3 separate regions of the Homo sapiens genome follow, and all the other regions are linked to region 3. Evidence: chromatin contacts called from ENCODE Hi-C data. All regions are on one chromosome and are shown on one strand. The core of a region is the stretch at or near the end of the contact, and the rest is flanking DNA. Distances in the headings are between cores, read along the strand shown.

Evidence for each region. A loop is a pair of places that touch in the nucleus more often than their neighbours do. Pooled maps may share reads with other maps.
Region 1: a pooled map shows a loop between it and region 3 (3-fold over the local background). The contact joins the enhancer-like site here to the promoter of ZNF287 in region 3. A Hi-C loop is called at or near these places in 3 of 50 pooled maps.
Region 2: a map of CD8-positive, alpha-beta T cell shows a loop between it and region 3 (23-fold over the local background). The contact joins the promoter of LRRC75A here to the promoter of ZNF287 in region 3. A Hi-C loop is called at or near these places in 2 of 168 maps with a recorded cell type or tissue (CD8-positive, alpha-beta T cell and DLD1), 1 of 37 single-sample maps with no recorded cell type and 2 of 50 pooled maps.

What each region holds. Positions count from the first base shown.
Region 1 is chr17:16,450,907-16,454,991 of GRCh38, reverse strand. The region is part of intron 2 of LRRC75A (leucine rich repeat containing 75A); the gene reads left to right. All of the region lies in intron 3 of SNHG29 (small nucleolar RNA host gene 29), which reads right to left. Among named protein-coding and RNA genes, the nearest start is that of SNORD65, 12 kb to the right of the region's middle. Within about 2 kb of position 1,596, at least 2 of the 41 ENCODE cell types and tissues checked have a DNase peak (open chromatin) inside an H3K27ac peak, as active enhancers do.
Region 2 is chr17:16,490,053-16,494,530 of GRCh38, reverse strand. It overlaps LRRC75A (leucine rich repeat containing 75A), which reads left to right and starts at 2,338. Exons shown (of 4, transcript NM_001113567.3): 1 at 2,338-2,786. The coding sequence starts at 2,541. The region is part of intron 2 of LOC124903936 (a long non-coding RNA gene); the gene reads right to left. RefSeq lists silencers at 2,086-2,425, 2,516-2,565, 2,676-2,735.
Region 3 is chr17:16,566,632-16,570,842 of GRCh38, reverse strand. ZNF287 (zinc finger protein 287) reads left to right here and starts at 1,639. Exons shown (of 6, transcript NM_020653.4): 1 at 1,639-1,891; 2 at 2,914-3,514. The coding sequence starts at 3,112. RefSeq lists enhancers at 1,575-2,074, 2,075-2,576.

The DNA.
Region 1 (4,085 bases), core at 347-2,846, 120 kb after region 3:
CACTGTACTCCAGCCTGAGGGCGGGGACAGAGCAAGACTCCGTCACTAAAAAAAAAAAAGAAAAGAAAAGAAAAGAAAAGAAATGAGGACCCTTAGCCCCAGCTACCTGGGAGGCTGATACAGGAGGATTACATGAGTCCAGGAATTCAATACCAGCAAGGCCAATATAGTGAGACCCCCATCTCTTTAAAAAAAGAAAGAAATGAAGACCCCAAACCCCAGGGAAAGAGGTTTTTTTGTTTTTTTGGTTTTTTGTTTGTTAGAATTTGTTTATTTTAATTATATTTATTTATTTATTTTAAAACGGAATTTTGCTCTTGTTGCCCGGGCTGGAGTGCAGTGGCGTGATCTCGGCCCACCTCAACCTCTGCCTCCTGGGTTCACGCGATTCTCCTGCCTCAGCCTTCCGAGCAGCTGGGATTACAGACATGCACCACCATGCCTGGCTAATTTTGTATTTTCAGTAGAGATGGGGTTTCTCCATGTTGGTCAGGCTGGTCTCAAACTCCCAACCTCAGGTGATCCGCCCCCCTCTGCCTCCCAAAGTGCTGGGATTACAGGCATGAGCCACCACGCCTGGCCTGTTTGTTTGTTTGTTTTTTGACAGAGTCTCACTCTGTTGCCCAGGCTGGAGTGCAATGACGTGATCTCGGCTCACTGGACCCTCCACCTCCTGGGTTCAAGCAACTCTCCTGCCTCAGCCTACCAAGTAGCTGGGACTACAGGTGCCCGCCACCATGCCTAGCTAATTTTTTGTATTTTTAGTAGAGATGGAGTTTCGCCGTGTTGGCCAGGCTAGTCTCGAACTCCTGACCTCAGGTGATCCACCCACCTCGGCCTCCCAAAGTGCTGGGATTACAGGCGTGAGCCACCACACTCAGCCAGCTATCTGTTTTTATACTCAGGCTTGGTAAAGAGTGCACAAGCTTGTAGAAATGCGATTGGACAAAGGGTGTGATCTAATGGTGATAGGCCGAGGGGACCCAGGAAGGCTATCTGCTCAGATTCTTCTTGGCCTCTCTCTGCAGTGTTCCTTCCTACCCCTCTGGAATGGTCTTCAAGACAGAAGGGAGAGAGTGACCTGCCTAGTTTTATGGCTTGCTTTGAGGGAGAGGGGTTCTGGTCTCTGTGACCTGCCTTGGGGAAGAAGAATTCTGGTTTCTCTGACTCACTCTGGGGGAGAAGAAGGGCCAGAGACAGGAGGGCAGCAGAAGGGCAGAAAAACTTTGCTTCTGAGGCCTTCCAATTTCCGTTAGTTCAAAGCTCTCTGCTGGCCCCGGCGCCATGCTTTGGAATTGTGTTCTGAGCCCCAAAATGTTCATGCAAACAGTGCTCAGAGGAGATGCCCAATGCATCGCAGCTGCTCAATACATGTTAGCTGTTGTCAGTTTAGTTCAGACAAGCAGAAGGGAACTCTCACTCCTGAGAGAACATCAGCTCACTTGTGCTCTCAAGGCAACTCTATGAGGTGTCCATATCTATTGTTCCTGTCTAGCCAGTGAGGAGACGCAGGCTCCTCAGTTCTCCCTGGTAGTGGCAGATACACTTCCATCCCGAGCCTGGCCCTGTGCGTGGCTGCCCCCTTGTGGCAATGGCAGTGCAGTGATGCCCCCTTGTCCTCTGTTCTCGTGTGTGTGTGTGTGCGTGTGCGTGTGTGCGTGTGCGTGTGTGCGTGTGTGCGTGTGTGTGTGTGTTTAGGAGTCCCACACCAGTCCCACTCTGGCGCCCAGGCCAGAGTTCAGTGGCGCGATCTCGGCTCACTGCAACCTCCACCTCCCGGGTTCAAGCGATTCTCCTGCCACAGCCTCCCAAGTAGCTGGGACTACAGGCACCCACGACTACGCCTGGCTAATTTTTGTATTTTTAGTAGAGATGGGGTTTCACCATATTGGACAGGCTGGTGTCGAACTCCTGACCTTGTGATCCGCCTGCCTCGGCCTCCCAAAGTGCTGGGATTACAGGCGTGAACTACCGCGCCCGGCCTCTATTCTCTTCTTTTAAGGCTCAGCTGCCCAGGCTGAGAGGGTGGACAGGGATTTTGGCCCCAGATTTTGGAAACCCTGGGAAGTGATTGAAGGAGGAGCTGCAGCTGAGGGGCTCAGTTCTAAGCTTTGGAGACTGGCTACATTCTGTCCTGGGGTGGTTCCAGGAGTGATGCTGGGCAGACCACCTGATCCCACCCATGGTCTTTGAACCAGTGCTTCTCCACCTCAGCTGCACTAGGGAATCACCTGGGGACCTTTTAAAAATCCCCGTGTGGCCAGGCAGGGTGGCTCACACCTGTAATCCCAGCACTTTAGGAGGCTGAGGCGGGCAGATCACGAGGTCAGGAGTTCGAGACCAGGCTGGCCAACATGGTGAAACCCCATCTCTATTAAGATACAAAAAATTAGCGGGGTGTGGTGGCAGGCGTCTGTAATCAGCTACTTGGGAGGCTGAAGCAGGAGAATCGTTTGAACCTGGGAGATGGAGGTTGCAGTGAGCCAAGACCGCGCCACTGCACTCCAGCCTGGGCAACAGAGTGAGACTCCATCTCAAACAAAAAGAAAAAAAAAAAAATCCCTGTGCCTGAGCCACCCACCCATCATTGGGGTGGCCCAGGCATCAGTGTTATTTTGTTGTTGTTTGGTTTGGTTTGGTTTTTTGAGACTAGGTCTCACCCTGTCTGGAGTGCAGAGGTGTGATCACGGCTCACTGCAGCCTTCACTTTCGGGGCTCAAGAGCCTCCTACCTCAGCCTCCCGGGTAGCTGGGACTGCAGGCACATGCCACCATGATGGGCTTTTTTTTTTTTTTTTTTTTTTTTTGAGAGCAAGTCTCACTATATTGCCCAGGGTAGTCTTGAACTCCTGGGGTCAAGTGATCCTCCTGCCTCAGCCTCCCAAAGTGCTGGGATTACAAGAGTGAGCCACAGCACCTGGCCCATCAGTGGACTTTAAAGCTCCCCTGAGATTCCAGGCCGGGCGCGGTGGCTAACGCCTGTAATGGGAGGCCGAGGCGGGCGGATCACAAGGTCAGGAGATCGAGACCATCCTCGCTAACACAGTGAGACCCCCCGTCTCTACTAAAAATGCAAAAAAATTAGCCGGGCATGTTGGCGGGCGCCTGTAGTCCCAGCTACTGGAGAGGCTGAGGCAGGAGAATGGCGTGAACCCGGGAGGCGGAGCTTGCAGTGAGCCAAGATCGCGCCACTACACTCCATCCTGGGCGACAGAGCGATACTCCGTCTCAAAAAAAAGAAAAAAAAGCTCCCCTGAGATTCCGGTATGAAAGATTCCAAGGTAAAGAAGCACAGCTCTAGATGGGCCATCTCCAGTGTCACCTCCTATTCTCTGTTTTATTTATTTATTATTATTATTATTTTTTTTTTTGAGATGGAGTCTCACTCTGTCACCCAGGCTGGAGTGCAGTGGTGCGATCTCGGCTCACTGTAACCTCCGCCTCCTGGGTTCAAACAATTCTCCTGCCTCAGCACTCCGGAGCAGCTGGGATCACAGGCGCCCGCCGTCACGCCCAGCTAATTTTTGTATTCTTAGTAGAGACAGGGTTTTGCCATGTTGGCCAGGCTGATCTCGAACTCCTGACCTCAGGTGATCCATCCACCTTGGCCTCCCAACGTGCTGGGATTAACAGGCGTGAGCCACCGTGCCTGGCCCCTATTCTCCCTTTGAGCTCTAAGGTCGGCTCCCACCATGGCCCCACTCCCTGAACTTGTGCTGGCCATGGCCTCCTTGTTGGAGACCCAGTGGCCTCTGGGTGGGGGTCTAACCCCATTAGTCACTCTTCTTGGTGTCCAGACTCCACTACTCCTGCTGCTCTGATGGAGTCTTCTCTGACTGCTGTGTGTCCACTGTTCTCTCTCCCTCCTGCTTAGCTCATTCTCTGGCCAGGGGTTTAATCTTACTGATGAATGTGTCCAGCCTGGACCTGTCTTGAGCCCCAACCCCATAAGTCCAGTGGCATCCACAGCTGGAGGTATTGTGAGCTCCTCAAACTTACCATGGCCCCACATGAGCAGGTCACCCCCCTCCTGCCTTCTCACCCACTTCTTGTCTTGAGCCCCTTGCCTTCTACTCATGTCCCAAG
Region 2 (4,478 bases), core at 1,089-3,588, 77 kb after region 3:
CCCTCTTTGCACTTCCATGTAAAATCCAGTTTTAGCAAAGACCCTGTTAAGACAGTTTAGCAAGAACCCTCCATCTTGTATATCTGATCATCTTCAATATCTGATTAGGTTTATCATCCCCCACCCTCCCCCAGGTGATCTCTGGTCACCTGGCCTGTCTAAAGCAAGAATTCTGTTAGGTTGGTGTTGTGAGTGCCACAAAGTCAGAAATAATCAGGTTCATGCACATGTGTGTCTTTCTACAACGTCAGGCTTTTATTGATGCTATTTCAGTCATAAAAGCCACAAGCCACATGGGGTTCTCAAGGAGGCAAATTCTCCTTAGTTTTCCCCATTCACTTGGTAATAAGAGCTGTGGGCATACAGGCTCAAGTCACTCCACAAGTCAGTCAATACTGCCAACCATACATGGTAGTATACTTAATCAATATATAAATGTTATAGATTACACATTCCACATCAAAGTACATTTAACATCAAGAGAAAAGGGGATAGGGAAGGAGCGGTTAACAATATAGTCCAAGGAGAGTGACTTGGACAAGGGGAGTCTCCTGGCCTGATCCAAACAGTCCTCAGTGTCTTGCAAGGAAGAGTCTTTGATGTGGGCAGAGTGTGGGCAAGATGGGGTCTATCCAGACGGTCATCTCCAGTTGCTGAAGTCCTGCTCTTTTTATGGCTACAGAATCCTCTGGTGAGGACTGATAGCAAAGAGTGTGCCTGTTTATGTCTTTATCTGGTGGGGTGTAGTCTTTATTGATTAGGCGAACATCTGGTTCCTGTTGGCATGAGGCTTTTTCAAATGTAAAATGGACCCTTTTTCTAAGATGGAGTTACTTATGTCAAGGGTGCTCCATACAACCTGTTTAGCCAGAATCCCCCTCAGCCCTGATGTTTCCCTTATTAAGTTTCTATCCGCTGACCCCCACCCTGCTCCTTAGCAACGAATTCCCACTTGCCCATGCTGTAATTGGAGTTGAGCTCAATCTCTCTCTCCCTGCAACTGCAAAATCTCATAGCAGAGGTCCCTACACCTATGGTAATGGTCCTGAATAAAGTCTTCCTTACGATGCTTTAACTCATGTCATTAAATAATTTTTTCCTTTAGCAGTGTCCACCGAGTTTACTCTCCCAATTCTTGGCAGTGTTATTATCCTAGCCTGACAGGAAGAATCAGGACTCAAGAAGCTGAAGACTCGCCTGATACTCAGTGCTCACTAAGTAGTGGGGCTCAGCTCCCTGTGATTTGGGATCCAGCCTCCTGCCCCTACAGCCCACGTGCCCTTACACCCTCAAGCAACACCCAGAGCTGGGGTCAGAGGCGAGCTTGCACAATTGCTTCTGCCCTGCGCTGGGACCAGGGCGGCCTGTGGTCTGCAACAGAGAAGCTCCCCCACCTGCCTTCGCCTTCACTCTGGCAAGCCCTGGCAACACCATGAGATCCCAGGGCTCTGGTCCCTTACAGACTGGGCCTGGCAGAGGCACGGGGAGGAAGGTGGGCCAGCAGGGTGTACCGCTGGGCCTACTCGCAGACGTGCGTTTGCTTTGTTGTACCAGGACTACCCCAGGGACCCTTCTCCAGGGCTGTGAGAGTGAGAACAAGAGAACACAGGAGTTCACACCTCTCCGGTCCAGATGCTTTGAGAGCATGATGGAAGCAACAGGCCCTCTCCATAGAAGGGCACGCACACAACCCATAAGCTCGCACAGTTTCCAGGTTTACGCACCAACCACACCACTACAGCGCCCTGCAAGCAGGCCAGGTCTCAAAGGAGCGTGCATGGGAATCACCCAACATGCTGGCTAAAAAGGCGGATCCCAGGCCCCACCGAGGAGATTATCATTCAGTAGGTCTCGGTGGAGGCCTTAGAGCCTGCGTTTTTAACCAGCGCCTCCGACGATTTGGGCGCTGAGGCTCAGCGGAACCCACCTTGAGAAACCCGACTCTGGGCCTAAGAGAGCCCCCCAACACACACACCCCCATGCTCCAAACTTTCCCCATCTCGCCCGACGCACCGGGCGCGCGGTGGTGGAAGCGTCGGGGAGCCCGGTGGGGACCGAGAGCGACGGCCCATGGGGCCTGCCTGTTCCCCTCGCCCCCGCGCCACGGCCCCGGGAAGCGCAGCACTGCCGCCCGCAGGAGGCGCGACTGCCGAGAGGACGCAGGCAGGGGGCGCCTGGTGGTGGTCCCCAGCCCGGAGCCGCGGGGCGGGAAGGAGCGGGAGCCCGAGAAGAGGGAGGCGCGCGACGCCGCGGAGCTCCGGCGCGGAGGCGGGGGGCGGGGCGGGCCGAGCCGGGCCGGGGCGGGGCCGGCGGGCGGGCCGGCGGCGAGCGCCCGGGGAGCGCGCCCGGGTAGCCAAGAGGGAGGAGCGCGGGGAGCGCCGACAGCCGCCCGCCCGCCCGCCCCCGCGACGCCCGCGCGCAACAGTTCCCCCAAAGTTGCAGCCCGGGAGGCGAGCGCGCACGGGCGGCCGAGGGGCGGGCGGTTGGCGGGGACGCGGCCTCGCGGCCCAGAGCGGAGAGTCCCGGCGGGCGGCGGCGGCATGGGCACCCGGCAGACCAAGGGCAGCCTGGCGGAGAGAGCCAGCCCCGGCGCCGCGCCGGGCCCCCGACGCGAACGGCCGGACTTCTGGGCGTCGCTGCTGCTGCGCGCCGGGGACAAGGCGGGGCGCGCGGGCGCGGGGATGCCCCCCTACCACCGGCGAGTCGGCATGGTCCAGGAGCTGCTGCGGATGGTGCGCCAGGGCCGGCGGGAGGAGGCGGGGACGCTGCTGCAGCACCTGCGCCAGGTGAGCGCGGGGAGGGGGCGCGGGGGGCGCGCCGGGCCAGGGGGCGTGCTGGGCCGGGGGGGGCGCCCCATCCCTAACCGAGGAAGCCGGGGGCACCGAGGGGCACCGCCCAGGGGCCCCTTCCGCGGGGATGGAGCCCTGTCTGGCAGCAGGTGCCTCGGCGCTTCCGCTGAATGTGGGGCCTCAGGGCAGGGCGGAGGAAGGCTGGCCGGGTGAGGCCCGCCGAAGGGGACCTGTTGGCATAATGTCCCCACTGCTCTCCTCCGCAGGCAGAGAAGGAGGCTGGTCTCCGGGGACAGTCGGTGGGCGGGGAAGCAGGGATGCCTGCCTGATCTGGGCCAGGGCTCTTTTCTTCCTGTCTGCCCACTGGCAGTCACTCCCGGCCGAGGGTCCTCAAGGAATGCGGTTATCAGTTGGACCTGGCTTGGCTTCCCGAGAGCGAGTCCAGGGGCACAGCCCTGGGGCCAATGAGATTCCAGTCCCTAGGTCCTTCACTCGCCTGGGAGGCATCCTGGATTGTAGTTCAAGGAGGAGACTGTTTCCTCTCCCCTGACTAACTTCAGCAGATCCTCAACCATGAGCCCCTGCGGAAAGCGGTAGAGACAGGGGAGCTGGATTTGGTGCCCTGTGTGACCACCTGGCCAGCAGCAACTTCAGGAGACTGCCAGGACTCTGTCCTTAGCCTGTGCCTGTCCCACTGGCTAGGGACAGATGTTGCGGAATTGGCCAGTTCCCTCTGCTTTGGGGCTGCCCTGAGGCTAATGCTATCACTCACCTCTCTGTGGCTTGTTTTCCTTTGTCAGTTTCTTTGGTGGGGAGAGGAGCATGGCCCATGCCATGGATTTTGTTGAGTATAAGACAGGCAGGGGAGTGCAAAGCTGCTCTCCTGCATCACCAAGCAGGTTGTCTTGGCCTGGCTTTGGTGGGTAGACAATCCAGGCCCCATATTCTTGCTAGACTGACCCCATTAGAGGTGGAGTCTACCGTGGATGGCAGAGGGAAAATCTCAGGTGACCTTTCTGGGGTTTTCCAGTCGCTGCTGAAAGAGGCTGTAGGAGCACCTTCTTGGGAGGAGCTTCCAAAATCTAATCAGACCCACATCCCTCTTGGGTTCTGCAGCACTCTTCCCCACCTTTGTATCTGGTGCGCTCTTACCCTAAAGTATGTGTCCCCAAGCTGTGCACTGCACAGGGAGAGGCAAGCAGAGACGAGGGGACTTGGGAAGATGTGGGACTTCTGCTTCTGCCTCTGTTTTCCCCAACAACTTCCAGAATGATGCCCGAGACGCTGCTGGATCCCCATGTGCCTTCTCTGAGTTCAGTCATCAAAGAAAGATGACATTATGCACCACTGAACTTTAGCAGTGTGTATTTCTTTGTCTTTTGAAAATTGGAAGCTGACATATGGCCTTTATAGTAACTCTTTCACTTTTAAACAGAATATTGGGTTTTCCAGACCATGGTATCCTATTTACACACCATACAGTAAGGTTTTCCTGATCACATGCTGTTTCCCCCACCCTGCAATGGGTGCTTTGGGGGATACAGAAGAACAGAGGGAGCTGGCAAGCACTTCTTGGAGGGTGCAAGACCAGAGCGAAGCTTGCATGATGGAGGGCCGCTTGGAGGCCCACGGGAGGAGACTGGACCCAAAGTGGGCAGATACTTTGGGCTCCCCAGTCCCTGTAGGGCT
Region 3 (4,211 bases), core at 390-2,889:
TGTTTACTTAAATAGCAAGAGACTGTAGCCTAGCCAAGTTGACACATCAAAAGACCATCACACTCCCCAAGTTTGTTTTTTTTTTTTTTTGAGATGGAGTCTTGCTCGTGTCGCCCAGGCTGGAGTACATGGAGTGCAGTGGCAAAATCTCAGCTCATTGCAACCTCCGCTTCCCAGGTTCAAGTGATTCTCCTGCCTCAGCCTCTTGAGTAGCTGGGATTACAGGCGTGCGCCACCACACCAGGCTAATTTTTGTTCTTTTAGTAGAGACGGAGTTTCACCATGTTGGCCAGGCTGGTCTCAAACTCCTGACCTCAGGTGATCTACCTGCCTGGGCCTCCCAAAGTGCTGGAATTACAGGCGTGAGCCACCGCGCCCGGTCCAACTTTCTTTTTGTTAAAATTTTCCTGGTGTGGTGATATTAAGAGTCTTTGACAGTCCTCCTCCACCCTCACAGGATTCTGCCTCCATTTGATTCTCTGTAGGCTTGTGATTGCTTTGACCAAGAGTCTGACAGAATTGGTGTTAGGTGACTTCCAAGGCCATGTTATAATTGGCCATGGCGCTTCTCTCTTGTTCACTGGAATGCTCACTCTTGGAGCCCAGAGCCACCATGTAACAAGTCCAGCTGCCCTCAGTCCTTTATGCTGGAGAGACCACATTGAGGCACTCTGGTCAAACACAAGCCGAGTTCATCTTTTAGCCCATCTCCTCCCAAGCAGTAGACATGTGAGTGGAAAAGCCATCTTGGAAGCGGGCCCTCCCAGCCATCAAATCATCCCAACAGAGGCTACAGACATAATGAGGCAAAGGCCCACCCACTCAGTTCCCCTTTCAAATTCCTCACCATGAAATTTATGAGCATAATACGGTGATTGTCCTTCAAAACCACTAAGTTTTGGGGTGGTTTGTTAATAGAACAGTAGATAACGGGAACACCTTGAATATGTTTTTCTATGCTTTTATTTTTCCAGTGTTTTATGTATTTTTGTTTTGTGTCTCTTAGAAATAACAGCTACTCGGGAGGCTGAACCCAGGAAGTTCAAGTGAGAATCACTTGAACACAGGAGAATCACTTGAACCCAGGAGGCGGAGGTTGCAGTGAGCCGAGCTCGCACCATTGCACTCCAGCCTGGGCGACAGAGCGAGACTCCGTCTCAAAAGAAAAAAAAGAAAGAAAGAAAGAACATGGGTTTTTTTCCCCCAATCTGAGAGTCTCAGAATCAAATTCCTGAGGAGGAAGTGAAAACCTTTCACAGTTAGTATGTATGCACAGTAAAGCCCGAAACCGCACATTAAGTCTTTCTGCCTTTAGACCCACATCTTCCCTGCCCATTCTTCCTCTAGGAAATCTGGCGCCCAGTTTTCTCTGCGTAGTTGGCGCGGGGCTTCAACTCCCGGCGCTCCTCCAGCTACTGGCACCTCCCTGGCCTCCAAGACGTCTACCAGACCTGCGTCTGCCCGGGGAAACTTTGAAGTTCCCTTCGGAACCTCGCAGGCTGACAAGCAAGTCAGAGCGATGGGTGGAGGAGGTTGCCATGGAGACAGGTCCAGGGCCAGAGGCGCGGGAGGGGGAGGCGGCAGCTTGGGCTCCGATTGGCTCTGCGGGCGCGCAGCGTTCCTCTGGCGCACATGCGCAGTGACGCCGAGGCGAGGTCGCGGCTAAGCAGAGGCGCCGGGGTTTCTGGGCCGGGCTTCTCAGGACCGGGCTGGAACGTGCAGCTCCTGGCCGGGACACTCTGTGCTTTGCGGGGAAGGGAAGTGGCGGAGCCCGAGGATCCGCTGCCGCTCGGGACTGAGCCCGCCACGCAGGCGCCTGTGCCAGCGTCGCCATTGTTGCCTGTGGCCTTAGGGCCGCTCCGGCTGCCCGTCGGCCGGGTCCCAGCGACAGGTATTGATGTCCGGGCGCAGCGCGCGAGTGTCCGCGCGATCAGTGACAGCCCGAGCCCGTCCACGCGCGGGCTCCCGTGCTCGTGGCTTGCGGGAGGGCAAAGACGGGGTGGAGGCTGCTGTGGGCCCAGTCCCAGCGTTGCGCGTCGCACGGTCCCCGACTCCCCCGCTGCCCTCGACCTCGACCCTGCGGCTGAAGAGGAGTAAGAGGCAGAGGGACTTGGCCGGGAAGGGGAGGCGACAGGAGGCAAGGCAAGGCTGTCGCATCACCTCCGCAGGGCCTTGTAAACAGTTGTCTTTGGTGGCACGACTGTGCCTCAGCAGGGCTCGGAGCTGGAGCCTGGGGAGAGGTGGTGTCGGTTCTCCTCCAGATCAGGCCGGTTCTAAGGTTTCCTTCGAGAATCCTGGTTTCGAATATATCCCTAAAGAACTGTCTCCTATAGAAGCACTTAAAGGACTTGAAGTCACACCAACCTCTTCACTCTTTTCCAGTCCAACCCGCTGGTCTTCCCAACCCTCTGATAGTGAAAGGCTAGAATCGGCTGGCATTAACATGCAACGCAGATAAATGGCTCGCCCTTTCCCCTGACAGTTCCCTTGGGAACCTTGAGCACTGTATTAAGAAGAAATTCTCCTAGTTTCTTCCAAGTAACAGATTCACTTTGTTATTGTTGAGAGTCCGTTCAGTCATTACAGCTTCTGTAACATCAGTGACTAAAATAATGAAACTATTTTCTCTATAAAAATGTTTAATTTTTGTTACAACAGGTTAGAGGTTTAATCTGTTGTTTGGCTTAGATTCGAGTCATTGCCTCTGACACTACCTTTTTAATAGCAGCTCCATCCCCCACCAACCCCAAGCAGATGGCAGTTCCCTTACAAGTCTAAGGATATAGGGGAGGAAGACAAGGTAAAGCTTATGTGTGTTCATCTATGCACACTGCGAGTCTGTTTCTGTGTGTGTATATGTATAGTAGAGTACACCAGGGATTCTTGACCTTGTGGTCCATGCTTGTGTTTCAGGGTCTCTTATCCATCCCTGCAAGTTCTGGGCTCAGAATTTGTCACTAAGGCTGCTAACTCTACCTTGATTCTGTTCTGCCCTCGGCTGCAGCAGCCTTTGATATAGTGTCCTTGTGACTCTAGCATGAGACTTCAAGCAGTTGGCTCACTACTGGAGAAATAAAGGATATTGCCAGATTGACTCTCCTGTCTGTAGCAATGTTAGCCTCAAGCAAGAGGATGAACAGTTCTTCACGTTCTCAAATCCTTCTAAGGTGGAAGTCAGACAAGGCTCAGAGTGGACCCTACAATGTTGAGAAGGAAATCCTTACTTCAAGATTCTTGCGTGACACTGAGACCTGTCGACAGAATTTTAGGAATTTTCCATACCCAGACCTGGCTGGTCCTCGAAAGGCATTGAGTCAACTCCGAGAGCTCTGCCTTAAGTGGCTGAGACCTGAGATTCACTCAAAGGAACAAATTTTGGAGCTGCTGGTGCTGGAGCAATTCCTGACCATCCTGCCTGGTGAGGTTAGGACTTGGGTAAAGTCCCAGTATCCAGAGAGCAGCGAGGAAGCAGTGACTCTGGTGGAGGATTTGACTCAGATTCTAGAAGAGGAAGGTGAGAATCATAGAGCAGAGAGGGGAGGAATCCCTGGGTGGTTAAAGAAGACAACTAGCACATCTGAGCAGCTCCTTTAAAGAAATCAGGGAGAGCACTGAGAGGTCCAGGATGCATTTTTTAAAAAGAAAGAAACTGGGGAGAACAAAGGTTAGTGAGTGAGAACAAGGCTTTAACATGAGCTCCATCCTGCATGGTGTTCTCCTTCCAGATTGCTTGGGAGCAAACACACATTATCTAAACCCCCAAGAAAAACGTCTTGAAATAATGACCAGACGCAACCAAATTACCACTGTGTGAGCCCTCAGAAAGTACCTTCAGAGGTTTGCACCATTCTACTAATAAATCATTTGCTTTGTGAATTGAATTTTACAATAAAATACTTCCAAAAAAGGAAGAAAGGGTCTAGAGAACATTCCCTTATTAAGAGATAACTCACAAAATTAATATCACATAAGGATTTAGTTAAAATGTGAATTTTGTTCATACTCTTTAAGATTTTTAGAGCGAGCTTGTTTTTGAAGTCTGTTTTGATGTCTTAGGACAAGTCATTGGCCCTTTCCTCTGATGCTTTGAAGTAGGAGTGCTGTTTTTGATTTCCTTCTTACTTCTCGATTTAAGAAAGTGTAGGCATCTATTTGGTGAGGGGTTTCCTAGGCTATTCAGAAAGGACTAATCTCCCTCATGACCTCTTTCT